2 separate regions of the Homo sapiens genome follow, and region 1 is linked to region 2. A link is a loop called in an ENCODE intact Hi-C map of the cell type or tissue named here. Cell type or tissue: endothelial cell of umbilical vein. All regions are shown on one strand. Each heading gives the region's core, and the rest is flanking DNA. Links, peaks and the distances in the headings are about the cores only.

The links. Peaks named below come from ENCODE experiments on the same cell type or tissue, not always from the same donor. Only the 100,000 strongest peaks of a DNase experiment are listed, where the experiment ranks them.
Region 1: a loop joins it to region 2, with 2.7 times the contacts of the local background. A loop is called at or near these places in 2 of 110 quality-filtered maps.

What each region holds. Positions count from the first base shown.
Region 1 is chr1:88,970,378-88,978,050 of GRCh38, reverse strand. The region is part of intron 2 of KYAT3 (kynurenine aminotransferase 3); the gene reads left to right. Among named protein-coding and RNA genes, the nearest start is that of KYAT3, 18 kb to the left of the region's middle. In endothelial cell of umbilical vein, for the core only: a CTCF peak has its summit at 4,339 (motif pointing left); a DNase peak (open chromatin) is centred at 4,300.
Region 2 is chr1:89,080,841-89,089,188 of GRCh38, reverse strand. All of the region lies in intron 4 of LOC105378841 (a long non-coding RNA gene), which reads right to left. Among named protein-coding and RNA genes, the nearest start is that of GBP1, 20 kb to the right of the region's middle. In endothelial cell of umbilical vein, for the core only: no CTCF peak of the experiment used is centred there; a DNase peak (open chromatin) is centred at 3,198; H3K27me3 peaks cover 277 bases.

The DNA.
Region 1 (7,673 bases), core at 2,049-6,048, 110 kb after region 2:
ACAATAGAGTTATGCTTCACTTAAAAACTGGGATACATTCTGTGATCATAGAGTGCACTTACACAAACCTAGATGGTATATAGCCTGCTACACACCTAGGCTATATGGCATAGACTATTGCTCCTAGGCTACAAATCTATACAGCATGTTACTGTACTTAATACTACAGGCAACTGTAACATAATGGTATTTGCATATCTAAACATAGAAAAGGTACAGTAAAAATGCAGTGAGATAAGAAAATGGTACACCTGTGTAGAGCACTTTCCATGAATAGAGCTTGCAGGATTGCTCTGGGTGGGTCAGTGAGTGAGTAGAGTGAATGTGAAGGCCTAGGACATTACTGTACACTACTATAGACTTTATGAACATTGTATACTTATGCTATACTAAATTTATTAAAACTTTTTTCTGCCAAGTGCAGTGGCTCACGCCTATAATGCCAGCACTTTGGGAGGCTGAGGCAGGTGGATCACCTGAGGTCAGGAGTTCAAAACCAGCCTGGCCAACATGGTGAAACCTCGTCTCTACTAAAAGTACAAAAATAAAGGAAGGGCACAGTGGCTCACGCCTATAATCCCAGCACTTTGGGAGGCCGAGTAGGGCAGATCGCCTGAGGTCAGGAGTTCGAGACCAGCCTGGCCAACATGGTGAAACCCCATCTCTATTAAAAATACAAAAATTAGCTGGGCATAGTGGCAGGTGCCTGTAATCCCAGCTACTCGGGAAGCTGAGACAGGAGAATCACTTGAACCCGGGAGGTGGAGGTTGCAATGAGCCAAGATTGCGCCGTTGCATTCCAACCTGGGCAACAAGAGCGAAACGTCGTCTCAAAAAAATAAAAATCAATTTTTTTTTAAATACAAAATTTAGCTGGGCATGGTGGCACGTGCCTGTAGTCCCAGCTACTCAGGAAGCTGAGGCAGGAGAATCGCTTGAACCCGGGAGGCAGAGGTTGTGGTAAGCCGAGATCGTGCCACTGCTCTCTAGCCTGGGCAACGAAGTGAGACTCCGTCTCAAAAAAACAAAACAGAACAGAACCTTTCTTCTTCAATAATAAATTGAAGACAATTCACCTACTGTAACTTTTTACCTTATAAACTTTTTAAATGTTTAATCTTTGACTCTTCTATAACACTTAACACACAAACTATACAAAATATTTAAAAATATTTTATGTCATTCTATAAATTTTTTCTATTTTTAGTAATTTTCTTTTTTTACTTTTTTGTGTTAAAAACTAAGACACATACGTTAGCCTAGACCTACCGATGAACTGGATCATCAGTATCACTGTGTTCTACCTCCACGTCTTGTCCCACTGGAAGGTCTTCAGGGACAATAACATGCATGGAGCTGTCATCTGCTATGATAACAATGTCTTCTTCCAGAATGTCCTGAAGGACATGCCTGAGGCTGTTTTATAGTCAACTTTTTTTTAATAAGTAAGGGTACACTCTAAAATAACAATAAAAGGTATGGTATAGTAAATACATAAACCAGTAACATAGTTGCTTGTTATCATATCAAGTACTATGTACTGTACATAATTGTATGTTCTAGACTTTTATATGACTGGCACTGCAATAGGTTTATACCAGCATCACCACAAACACGTGACTAATGCATCATGCCACAATGTTACAACAGCTACAATGGCTCCACTAGGCAAGTAGGAACTGTTTTTTTTTTTTGAGATGGAGTCTACCTCTGTTACCCAGGCTGGGGTGCAGTGGCGTGATCTCGGCTTACTGCAACCTCTGCCTCCCGGGTGCAAGCAATTCTCCTGCCTCAGCCTCCGGAGTAGCTGGGACTACAGGCGCATGCCACCACACCCGGCTAATTTTTGTATTTTTATTAGAGACAGGGTTTCACCATATTGGCCAGGCTGGTCTCGAACTCCTGACCTTGTGATCCGCCTGCCTCAGCCTCCCAAAGTGCTGGGATTACAGGCGTGAGCCACTGCACCTGGCTGCAAGTAGAAATTTTTACCTCCATATACTCTTTTTTTTTTCTTGAGATGGAGTCTCGCTCTGTCACCCAGGCTGGAATGCAGTGGCATGATCCCGGCTCACTGCAACCTCCACCTCCTGGGTCAGACGATTCTCCTGCCACTGCTTCCTGAGTAGCTGGGACTACAGGCACTTGCCACCACGCTTAGCTCATTTTTGTATTTTTAGTAGAGACGGGGTTTTACCATGTTGGCCAGGATGGTCTTGAACTCCTGACCTCAGGTGGTCCACCCACCCCAGCCTCCCAAAGTGCTGAGACTACAGGCATGAGCCACCATGCTCGGCCTGCTCCATATAGTCTTATGGGACTACCGTCATATATGCAATCTGTCATTGACCAAAACGTGTTTATGCAGCACATGACTCTGTGTTGTATATATAATGTAAAGCTTCAATAAAAGTAAATCAAAAGTTAAATGTGTTTAGTTTGATAGAACCAGATGACTATAATATTGAGGATATTATCCTTCTTGTGATAATTAGTTTTGTTACAATACAGCACTCACCTTCCACGTGAAACTTTAAAATGCAGGGGAAAAGAGCAGAGACCATATAATTAAAATGCACAGTAGAAACACTGAAATGTGGGGCTGGGCGCTGTGGCTCATGCCTGTAATCCCAGCACTTTGGGAGGCCAAGGTGGGCAGATCACGAGGTCAGGAGATCAAGACCATCCTGGCTAACGTGGTGAAACCCAGTCTCTCCTAAAAATACAAAAAATTAGCCAGGCATGGTGGCACGTGCCGGTAGTCCTGTGTCCGGAATTTATTCCTTCCTGTGGGTTCTTGGTCTCGCTCGCTTCAAGAATGAAGCCACAGACCCTTGTGGTGAGTGTTACAGCTCTTAAAGATGGTGTGTCTGGAGTTTGTTCCTTCAGATGTGTCCAGAGTTTCTTCCTTCCAGTGGGTTCGTGGTCTCGCTGACTTCAAGAATGAAGCCACAGACCCTCGGGTTAATGTTACAGCTCTTAAAGGTGGTGCGGACCCAAAGAGTGAGCAGCAGCAAGATTTATTATGAAGTGTGAAAAGAACAAAGCTTCCACACCACGGAAGGGGACCCGGACAGGTTGCCCCTGCTGGCTCACGTGGCCGGCCTTTATTCCCTTATTTGGCCCTGCCCACATCCTGCTGATTGGTCCATTTTACAGAGCACCGATTGGTCCATTTTACAGAGTGCTGATTGGTCCATTTTACAGAGTGCTAATTGGTGTGTTTACAATCCTTTAGCTAGACACAGAGTGCTGATTTGGTGCGTTTACAATCCTTTAGCAAGACCCAGAGCGCTGATTGGTGCATTTTTACTGAATGCTGATTGGTGCATTTACAATCCTTTAGCTAGACACAGAGCGCTGATTGGTGCATTTATAATCCTCTAGCTAGACAGAAAAGTTCTCCAAGTCCCCACTCGACCCAGGAAGTCCACCTGGCTTCATCTCTCAGTCCCAGGCTGAGGCAGGGGAATCGCTTGAACCCAAGAGGCAGAGGTTGCAGTGAGCCGAGATCATGCCACTGCACTACGGCCTGGCCAACAGCAAGACTCTGTCTCAAAAAAAAAAAAAAAAAAAAAAAAGAGAGAGACACCAAAATGCATTGCAAGACAACAAGACACTGAAATAACATGCCCAGCAACAGGGGAATGAATGAGTAAAATATGGCACAAAAACAACCAAAAACATACGTTGTAATTAAAAGTGAAATTTTTATGACTCAGAAAATTCATAAAATACTTAAGATACAGTACTTTGTTAAGAGACAATTAAAAATATTTTTAAATGACACATGATTGCAACTACAAATCCCCACTTCATAGATCTAAAAGACAGTAACATTTGGGCCCTCCAGCATCCAGGCCCCCCATGAAAAGGGTGCCCACTTCTGCTCTTTCCTGGTCCCGAAGTGTGGTATCCATCTGTTTCCCAAGCCTGGTTCTGTTTTCACCTCTCCATCCATGAGCTTTGCATTTCCTATTTCTGGCCTTTTCTTGCAGTTATTATTATTGTTACTAATATTAAACTTTTTGGCTGTGACCTTGACTTCTCTGGATGAAGACTTGATTCACAGCCCATACTACACAGATATCCACAGCCTCAATTCTCCCAGCTTCAGCCCATCATTTAGGAAGACTTTTTCTGTACCTGTCCCATCTCACCTGCCTCAGATCTTATGGGAAGAGTCCTAAAAATATATACAATTGAAACTTTGATGGACTAGGGTCTTAAGATCATGGGTTCAACATACAGTATTAGTTTTTTTCGATCTGTCCAAACTTTTTTAAAGACTTAATCTTTTCCTTATCTTTGTCAAGCTTGCCACCTGGTGGTGAATTTCTAGAACTTCATTGTTCTAGAAATTAGCCTCAAGTGAGCATAAGTAAGGTTAAAAGATGCTACCTTTGATTTCACTAGCAGTTTTGCGTTAATAACATGGAAGTATAGGCCTTTAATCACCCTGGTAGCCAAAGTCATATCACAGGGTTAGCTGATCCAGAAGTTATACAAGCCTTATAGACATTCCCTTACTTGCCTGGGACTCATGCCCTGATTCCCCGTAGGATTCTAGGTTGATTTTAATTACCTGATACTGGATCTGCTCTGGGAAGTAGTTCTTACTTAGACAGTGAGCATTTGCATCTACTGCAGAATCTTGGTGACTCCGAACATTGTATAGTGTCTTGTAAACTTTCACCAGTGTGTTAGTTCCCTCAGGTTGCCTTAACAAAGTACTACAAACTAGGTGGCTTACTAAATAACAGCAGTTTATTCCCTCATTGTTTGGGAGGCTAAAAGTCTGAGATAAGTATCAGCATGGCCAGTTCCTTCTGAGAGCTGTGAATAAGATTGTTCTATACCCCACCCCCACTATCATCTGGTGATTGCCTGGAAATCTCTGCATTCCTTGGCTGGTAGGAGCATCACCTTAGTCTGTGCCTTCATCTTCACACAGGGTCTATGTATATGTCCAGATCTCACCTTTTTATAAGACCACCAGTCATATTGGATTAGGGTTCACGCTAATGACCTCATCTTAACTAATTACATCTGCAGTAACCCTATATCCACATAAGATTACATCCGGAGGAACTGGGAGTTAGGACTTCAACATATGAAACTAAGGGGGGCATGGTCCAACCCATAGCAACCACGTATCTCATTATACCTCCAGACTTCATTTCCACCATGTTTTTCACAATTATTTGCTGCTGTTCCCTGCTGGACAGTTACATTTCCTTGCCCCACTGATGTGAAGCTTAGCTGTGAAATTGCTCTGCCCAATAAAATATGAAAAGAAGTGATGTGTGCACATCCTAACAGAACCTTTTAAGAGCCTCTTCCCTCTGCCATGAAACAGGCAGTGTTCCAGGTGAAGGCTGTTTCATCAGCCTATGTCTCAGAATGACAGTGACACAGACCAGGGCAGCAGCTGAACCTCAGTGGATATGTAGTATGAACAAGAAAACCTTTATGATTTTAGGCCACCAAGACTTTGGGGTCATTTATCACTGAAGCATAAACGAACTTTAGCTGACTGATAGAGCTAACTGACACCATAAGTTCACCCTGTAATGTGAGTGAGGTTTTTTTAAAAAAATTCATTCATCAGATAATTATTTGAAACTATGTGCTAGGCATAACTATATGTTGGACACTGTGATGGTGTCACCTTGGCTATGCCCTGGTACCCAGATATTTGCCAAACATCAGTCTAGGTATTGCTGTGAAGGTGTATTTTAGATGAGATTAACGTTTAAATCAGTAGGCTTTCAGTAAAGCCAATTACCATCCATAATATGGGTGGGCCTCATTCAGTGGAAAACCTTAAGAGGAAAAGACTGAGGTCCTCAAGGAAGAGGGAGTTCTTCTGACTCCAGTTGCAGCATCCGTTCTTCCCTGAGTCTCCAACCTGCTCTGCAGATTTCAGATTTGCCAGCCCTCACAAACACATAAGCCAGTTCCTTAAAATAAATGTATGTATAGCTCACATTTATTTCAATGTTTCATATTAGAAGTGTTTCATTCTTTATTTAGAAGTATAGTAGTGATTTTGTGACCAGAAATATGCTGTAGAAACTGAACTCTTATTTATCTCAATTAGCCTATGGTAAAATTGGTCATGCTGTATATCATTTTGCTTAAAGCTGCAGTTTCCAAGAACCTATATGACACTTTTAAGTGATGACTTGCTGTACTGCATTTAATAGAAGCACATAGGAGAAGCACCTGACCCTGACTCGTAGAACCAAAGAAGGCTTTTGGGAGGGAATGAAGTCGAATTTGAGAACTGCACTTGGCAAGTGGAATAGGAGTTAGCCAAGTGCAAGGAAGGGTGGTGGGGACCAGGAATTGGACTGAGTAGAGAACATGCACTCTCAACAAGGGCATGATCTCCCCCAGGAGAAGAAAATGGGTGCTTGGCAGACAAGATAAATCTTAGCTATCACACTGTTTTGTCACCATCCAAAGCTCAATCCTATGTGACAAAATTGTATTCCTCTTAATATTTAATTGAGGGGAGGGAAGATGACTAGGAAAGAATTTCTAAGAAGGTCTCCTTAGGTGGGCAATAATAAAAAAAAACATTGAGAAACATTGGTATAGAAAGAGCATTTGGGCATAGGAAAGATCACACATGAAACTACTGAAATGAGAGAGAACATAGACTATTTGAAAAATTAGAATGGGTGTGGCATAGAATTGGGAGGGAAGAGGAAGCAGGAAGAACAATGAGAGAAGAGGCCAGTCTAGAAACAAATTTTAAAGAAAATTAAACCTGAAAGTGCATTTCAACCTCAATTATCTAAATAATTTAAAGTTGGATTTTGTGTCTAAATTATCTACAGCACATCAAACTCACTTTTTTATGTATAAATCATCCTTTGTGTTTGTGGTCTCTACTGAATGAATTAAGCTTTAAACATTGTGTTAGAGATAGACAAGAGCATTTGTTAAGATAGATATTTCAACCTATCATGCTAGAACTTGGTAGTTGTACAACTGTTGTCTCTAGAATGGCATCATGTTCAGGTGGGTAATTATAATGCTATTCCAGCAAGCTTTTTAACCTCTGGAGAATTTTCATGTGATTTACTTCACTGGAGTTTCAAAGACAAAATATGACACTAAAAAAGGTATTTTTCTTGGTCCCATTATTTAGAATAGAATGAGAACAATGGTCTATTTAATAACCATTATCGTTATCTTCCCAGATTGAATTAAAATTACATTAATATTCCATTAGAAAATTCTCTGCAAAAATGCTGTCAATCATTTTTTTATTTCTACCAGCTTGTTAACAATGAACTCAAAGCTAATTCAATACTTTTGGGAGATAGTATAAAACTCAATTTTAGAATCTAAAGAACTAAAAAATTGTATGCTATGTGATAATTTTAATTCCTATTTTTCTACTACAGCCTTAGCTTGCTTGGTATTAGTAGGCTTATCCTAAATTTATAATATACTTTTAAGAGGCAGCATTCTAGTAATATTTTTAGAAGGTCTTATTATATAAAACACAGTATAAAATTATATAATAGTTCTGAGTATGGATTCTGGAGTCAGACTGTCTGGGTTCAGATCCTGAGTTGAACCTGTTTGGGTTTAAATGTTACTAGCTTTCATAAACTTGAGCAGATGTGAAAAGTTGTGTGATCTTAACCTCTCCG
Region 2 (8,348 bases), core at 1,677-5,676:
TATTTAACATTTCACTTTCTATGTGCCTATTTCTATTTCAATTAAGTCTTCATAATTTATTTTGGATACAATTGTCATATTTATTTTCACACACTGCCATTTTTCCAAGTACTCATGAGAGAATGGATCAAATTCAGCAAACGGTTTGATGATTCTCATAAGATTTTTATTATTTAAAGAGTGCCAGTTGAGGGGAGGGACCAAGATGGCCGAATAGGAACAGCACCGGTCTGCAGCACCGTGAAACCCACGCAGAAGGCAAGTGATTTCTGCATTTCCAACTGAGGTACCCAGTTCATCTCATTGGGACGGTTAAGCAGTGGGTTCAACCAACTGAGGGCGAACAGAAGCAGGGTGGGGCGTTGCTTCACCCAGGAAGTGCAAGAAGCCGGGGACCTCCCACCCGCAGCCAAGGGAACTATGCAAACAGGAGGGAACTGATAACCCATGGACACATTTATTAACATTCCTTCCTCCTCTGGGTGAGAGGCCCACAAGTATCTGTAGGCTCAGGCATCCAAACACTATTATTAACATAAACCTCAACCGGAGGTTCCAACCATGTGACAGCCCTACTCAAATATAGTATGGATTATCAGTTAAACGAGCTGTTTAATTTGTTACAACAAACTGTAAGAAAAAGAAATTTCCCATTTTGTATTACTCATATTCGAGCACACCCTAATTTACCATGGCCTTTGGCTAAAGCAAATGAACAAGCTGACTTGCTAGTATCATCTGCATTCATGGAAGCACAAGAACTTCATGCCTTGACTCATGTAAATGCAGCAGGATTAAAAATAAATTTGATATCACATGGAAACAGCCAAAAAATATTGTACAAGATTGCACCCGGTGTCAGATTCTACACCTGCCCACTCAGGAGGCAGGAGTTAATCCCAGAGGTCTAAGTCCTAATGTGTTATGGCAAATGGATGTCACGCATGTACCTTCATTTGGAAAATTGTCATTTGTCCATGTGACAGTTGATACTTATTCACATTTCATATGGGCAACCTGCCAGAGAGGAGAAAGTACTTCCCATGTTAAAAGACATTTATTATCTTGTTTTGCTGTCATGAGAGTTAAAAAAAAAAATTAAAATGGACAATGGGCCAGGATACTGTAGTAAAGCTTTTCAAAAATTCTTAAATCAGTGAAAAATTACACATAAAACAGGAATTCCCTATAATTCCCAAAGACAGGCCATAATTTAAAGAACTAATAGAACACTGAAAGCTCAATTGGTTAAACAAAAAAAAAAAAGGAAGAAACAGTAAGGAGTATTAACACTCCCCAGATGCAACTTAATCTAATACTCTATACTTTAAATTTTTTGAACATTTATAGAAATCAGACCATTACCCCTGCAGAACATCTAACTGGTAAAAGGAACAGCCCACATGAAGGAAAACTGATTTGGTAGAAAGATAATAAAAATAAAACATGGGAAACACGGAAAGTGATGACATGTGGGAGAGGTTTTGCTTGTATTTCCCCAGGAAAAAAACACCTTCCAGTTTAGGTACCTACAACTTACAGATAAAGTTGTCATCCACCAAGAAAGCGGAGCCGCCGACTTGGGCACAATTAAAGAAGCTGACACAGTTAGCTGAAAAAAGCCTAAAGAACACAAGGGTAATCCAAACTCCAGAGAATATGCAGCTTGCAGCCTTGATGATTGTGTCAACGGTGGTAAGTCTCCCCAGGCCTGCAGGAGCAACTGCAGCTAATTATGCCTATTGGGCATATGTCCCATTCCTGCCTTTAATTAGGCCTGTCACATGGTTGGAAACCCCGGTTGAGGTTTACGTTCATAGTAGTGTTTGGATGCCTGAGCCTACAGATTCTCGTGGGCCCTCTCACCCAGAGGAGGAAGGAATGTTAATAAATGTGTCCGTGGGTTATCAATTCCCCCCTGTTTGCATAGGGCTGGCTATCTGTTGCCTAAAAGGCTACCGACAACATTGGCTAGTTAAGATTCCAGGTCATAATCAAAGACCAGTATCCTGTCATTTATTTTACAAAGTTTGGTTCAATTGGAACAGTTTAAGCCCAGAAAAGAGAGGTGTCAACAACCTCAATAATGGTCAAAGGATTTAGAAACATTGATTTGGAAGGATTGCATCACTGATCACACTGTGGTACTGCAAAATAATCCCTATGGAATCATCATTGATTGGGCCCCTAAGGGGACCTTTGCAGTTAATTGTACCAATCAGAATGATAGATGCAAGATAGGACTAAACCAAGAACTATATTATCAAAGAGATGACACCATTTACACTGAAAAACGTGCTCATTTTCCCATAATTTGGACCAATTTTGGTATGGCCGACCCACATCCAAAAATGAGTAATCCAATCATAGACCCTAAACATCCTGAATTATGAAAGTTAATGATGGCCCAATCTCATATTCGGGTTTGGAAAAAAAAATTATATTAATGGAGAAGGTGGGAGACATCAATTTACGTATCAGTTTTGTTCCAGCCAAACAATACCCATTCAGAGTTGTGTCAAGCCTCCTTTAATGTTAATTGTCAGAAATATTAATATTCGACCAAATTCTCAAACCATTACTTGTCAAAACTGTTGCCTTTTCATCTGTATTGATTGCACATTTGGTGTAAAAACATCTGTGTTGCTGGTGAGGGCTAGAGAAGGAGTTTGGATACCGGTTTCCCTCAATAGACCTTGGGGAGCCTCTCCTTCCATTCATATTGTCACAGAAATGTTAAGGGGACTGTTTACCAAAACAAAAAGATTTATTTTTACCCTTATAACGGTCATTATGGGCCTTATTACAGTCACAGGTACTGCTGCGGCTGCTGGAATTGCTTTACACTCCTCTGTTCAAACTGCGGAATATGTAAATGATTGGCAAAAAAATTCCTTAATAAAAGATCACACATTTACACATTATAACAAATTTTATGCTCTGAAAACATTTTTAGAAAGAGCATATATTTACATATGTTTGGGAAAGGTATCTTGATATTAAATAATTAATTGACAGTGTTACATTTTCAATGTTCAAAATGAGCTAAGACTTTTATGTACATTATCTTATATCAGCCTCACTAAACTATACAAACTGGATATTGATGTGCTCAATGAGAAGACAATGGAATAAGGCATGGAGAGCTCACAAAGCTGAGGAGTGGCAAAGTTGCTTTCCATATGTGATATGACAGCACCTCCCTCTAGTGGTGACACCATGCTTTTCCTCCATATTCCTGATGTGACAAAGCTCAGAGTCACAGATTTGATGCCCTTTATTCTTATTTTTTGCTTCCAAATCATTTATCCTCTTTATTTAGCTTTTTCTTACAGTATGAACACTAGACAAAAACAGTTAAGTCATTTGCTTAGTATATGGTGTCAATAAAGCATGGTCTGACAACATTTATTTTTATTTATTTTCCAACTTTTAAGTTCAGGGGTACATGTGCAAGCATTATATAGGTAGATTGCATGTCACAGGGATTTGGTATATAAATGATTTCATCACCCAGGTAATCAGCATAGTACTTGATAGGTAGTTTTCAACCCTCACTCTCATCCCTCAACCCTCAAGAAGGCCCTGGTGTCTGCTGTTCCTTTCTTTGTGTCCCTATGTAATAAATGTTTGGCTCCAACTTATAAGCGAGAACTTGTGGTATTTGGATTTATGTTCCTGTGTTAGTTTGCTTAGGATAATGAACTCCATCTCCATCCATGTTGCTGCAAAGGACACAATCTCAATCTTTTTTATGGCTGCATAGTATTCTGACAATACTTATTTAGACCATATTTATTTTATACAGATACAAAATGCTATGTAATTTATTTTATGTCCTCTCATCCTGAATAGACATTTTATAGACATATGTGAAATATCAAAAGAGACATTAGGCAAAGTACTAATGATACCAACATAAAAGATAACATTATTACATATTTTGTGCTCTGAAAACATTTTTAGAAGGAGCATACATTCAAATACTAAGTTTGGGAAATGTGTTTTAATACTTAATTGAAAGTGTTACTAAGTTTTCAAAGTTCAAAATGAGCCTCTAATAATGTGTTAAGACTTTTATGTACATTATCCCAATTCAGCCTCACAAAATAATATGAATTAGGTATTGATGTGCTTATTGAGAAGATGATGAAAGGAGGCATAGAGAACTCACAAAGCTGATGACTGGCAGAGTTGCTTTCCATATGCAATATGCCAGCACCTTTCTCAAGTGTTGACACCATGCTTTTCCTCCATATTCCTAATTTGACAGAGCTTGAAGTGACAGATTAAATGCCCTTCTTCCTCTTCATTGTTGCTTCCGGATAACTTACCCTCTTTCTTTAGCTCCTCAACCCACCAGAAAACCACAAAACAACAACAAAACAAACACATAAAGTGAAGCACATGTCATCAGGCTGTACTACTCAAAACTCCTTTGTGCTAGGCATCCTGGATCTCCCAGGATGCCTTTATTCACTGAATATTTTAACAACTGACCCTTTCTCTCCTTACCATTACTCTTGTTGATCTTTGGGCCCTTTCAGATATGGTAGACAAGCATCTCCCCAGCCTCTCAGTTCCTTGACCTCCTAATAGCTGAAAGTCTTTTCTATCATCTCACCTCAGCCTGAAACTTTTCCTTACCAGTAACTAAACCTCCTCCATAATCTCAATATCAAGAGTCCCACACAATCAGTCCCTCTCATGACCTGCCTGCTCCATGCTGATAGGTCGAATGGTCAATTCTCCATCCTCATTTTATTTTATGTCTCAGCAATATGACAAAGATAATTATCCCCCTTCTTCCTAGATTCTTGTGAACTTTAGAAACTATGAGACAATAAACGTTTCAGTTCACTACATTTAGAGGGTATTTCTTATGCAATATCAGATAATTAATACAGAAACTTTTACCTGACTTGGAAGAGCATAGATTGTTACTGTCTGTTTTGTTGTTATTGTTGTTGTTGTTGTTGTTTTCAGACAGAATCTCTCCCCGTCACCCAGGCTGGAATGCAATGGTACAATCGCAGCTCACTGCAACCTTCGCCTCCCAGATTCAAGCGATTCTCCTGCCTCAGCCTCCCGAGTAGCTGGAATTACAGTCACATGCCACCACGCCCGGCTAATTTTTTGTATCTTTAGTAGAGACGGGGTTTCACCACGTTGGCCAGGCTGGTCTCAAACTCATGACCTCGTGATCTGCCCACCTCGGCCTCCCAAAGTGCTGAAACTACAGGCGTGAGCCACCGCATCCAGCTATTGTCTCCTTTTTATTCTTTATATAAACTGAAACATACACAATGTTTTGCTGTATGACTGACTTCCTTAACTCAATATTATGTATTAAAATATATGTGAAAGCTTTTGGGTTCTGTAATAATATTTCACTACAGATACTTAGGAGTAGAAGTATTCAATATATAGTATGCATTTTTTCACCTCATAGTACATAATATCAAATAGATTTTTAATATGATTGTCACAATTTATACTCTCATCAGCAATATTAAGGCTCCCCAGTGCTCTACATTCTTGCCATCATTTGGATATGTCAGCCTTTTGGATTATAGTCATTCTAGTGGGTACATGTAGATTTCATTCACAGTTTAATTTGGTTTTCCTTGAGAATAAAAGACAATTACGGAAGTTGAACATGTGTTCATGTTTGCTGTTCATTAGGAGATCCTCTTTTGGATGAGCTTATTTAAGACTTTTACTTCTATTTTTTTGTAGATTTGAAGACTGCATTACATATTCTAATTATATATATAATATGTTTTTAATCTTTGATTTGCCTTTTCAGTCTCTTAATTATATCTTTGTCAGTTCTCAATTTTAATGTAGTTAAATGTATTGACTTTTTTTTTTTACACTTAATATTATAGTTTTGTATCAGTTTCCCAATCTGGAGAATGTGAAAATAATGTCATTGACTTTTTTTTTCTATAAGTTTGATTGTTTTATCTTCCACATTTAGATCTATAATCCATTTGGAATTGCCTTATTTTTAATGTCAGGAGGGTAAGAACCAGGTTTTATTTCTTTCTAACGTGTATAGAAGGCCTGACACCATTTATTGAGAAGATTATCCTTTCACTATCGTTACCATAAATCAACTCACTATATGTATAAGTCTGGCAATTACATTGAATATATAGATATATTTGTGGAAAAATTAGACTCACAAAATAGTCAGTCTTCCAGTCCATAACCATGATATGTTCCACCATTTATTAGCCCTTGGCATATTGCATAGTTTTCAGTGTATAGTCCTTGGCATATTTTGTTATATTTATTTCCATATTTTGTTAGATAAGTAAATTACTTTGAAGCATAAATACACATATAGAAAAGTGGACACATCATAAATATACAGCTCTGTGGATTTGAGCAAACTAAATATATTCAGAATGCCAGCACCCAAAGAAAATTCAGAATACAACAGTTTCCATGAAGCCCTCTTCATGCTCTACCACCTCCTCCTACACCCATCAAGACTACTATCCTGCTTTGGTACTTTAGGCAAATGGAATCTTAGAGTACATATTTCTTAGTATCCAGTGTCTTTTACTCAATAATAAACATGTAAGATTGGTAGATATTTTGGGGTTTAGCTGTAGGTCAATTGTTCTCATTGCTCTATAGTGTTTATTATATGAATATATCATGAATTATTTAACGCTCAACTCTTGATGAACATTTGAGTGCTTTCACTTTTATGTCTAACTCTGGTGTCTGTGGTTATGCAGAGTTTTCCGTTATATTCCTATGCCATTTGGTGGTTTTCCAGAGCCAGCTGAGATGATGCTGTGTCACTGACAGATCCTTTCCAATAGGACTTTCCCAACCATAATGAAGAAGACCTCTCAGTTTTGGGTTGGCAGTTTAACATGAGATAGAATTGGACATAGTGCCTCATCTACCCTCACTCCCAAATGTAAGACAATTGAGAAAGCACATTTGAGTGTAGTAGAATTAGTTAAAGATGTAAGTGTTGGAAGTTTTCTTCCTAGGATTTCTCTGACCATCATAACTTTGAGGGTAACCACAGCCCTTCACTCCACAAGAGCCCAGCCTACTTCTACCTTGCTAGTTTCAGTCTGTCCTCTCCTATATTCTATCCTCTTCCCTCTACTCACTACCTTGTTTTTCAAAACAAACAAAATTTTTTAACAAAGCAATTTAATAGTCATTTTTTCTTGCTTAGGTATCTGCTGATACTTAAATTGTTGGAGCTATGCCTCTTCTCCAATATGCATTTCAAGTTTGTTTCCAAGAACATACATTTCCCTCTCTATCAGGAATTTTGGAGTCTGACATTAATATTAAACAATGAACCTTATTTTTTACATTTTTGTAATACATTATCCAAATAGCCATTCCACTACAAGTGAAAAGGAAATTCTACAGAAAACCTATGGGAGTTCCACATAGTGCACAGACACCATTGCTTTGGAAACTTTGTGGCAAAATATGTCACAACAGAGACATGAGCTTAAATCAAATTAGGCATTTTGAGGACCCTGAGGTTTAGGTGAATTTTTACCAGAGCATCAGCTGCACATGCCATGAAATGTCCTGGCAGTTGAAACAGCCCCAGTGGAAGAATATTGGGTCTGAAGGCAACTTCAGGTACAGTGGTTTATTTAATCATTAGCAGATGGCTCTCATGAAGAATTCTATAGATTTATATTTTTAAAAATCAACTTATTGTTCTACAAGAACAGTAAAGGAGTGGATCTTAGAAATAAGCCTATTATGTAAGTAGCTATTCATTGATTTCAGTTTTAATCTCAATCACAATCACAGGAAACAACATCTCCAGCTGCCTTGGATTGACCAAAGAGCTTTTCTTTATGCAAGACCTTATACAAAACCGTTTTAAACACAATGACTGGAAGTGTGTGCAACTTGCTGGGGACAGAGGAGAAACACCTTCCTTTTGCTGTTGTTTTCAACAGCAAGTGTTTAAGGCAGTCACTTCTTGAAATCTTTTTACAAAGAGGCTGGTCATTTTAGGAAGCTGGGGATTTTTTGGGCCTGCAGTTTCAGTTCCACAAGACGGAAAAGCCCTAGGCTGTTGTACAGCAATGTGAATACACTTAACACTACTGAACTGTACACTTAAAACTTGTTATGATGGTAAATTGTATGTAATATGTAAAGCTCGTTAGAGAAAAATTTAAAAGGAAAAAAGTTAATACATCAACAAATTGATTATGAAATTTACATTTGAATTGAAATGTAGAAAACTACCAAATAATAATGAGACTAAAAAAGAGCTTTGAATACATACAGCAAGAAGCCATGATTGAAAACAAAGGCAGTTAACTAAAAATAGT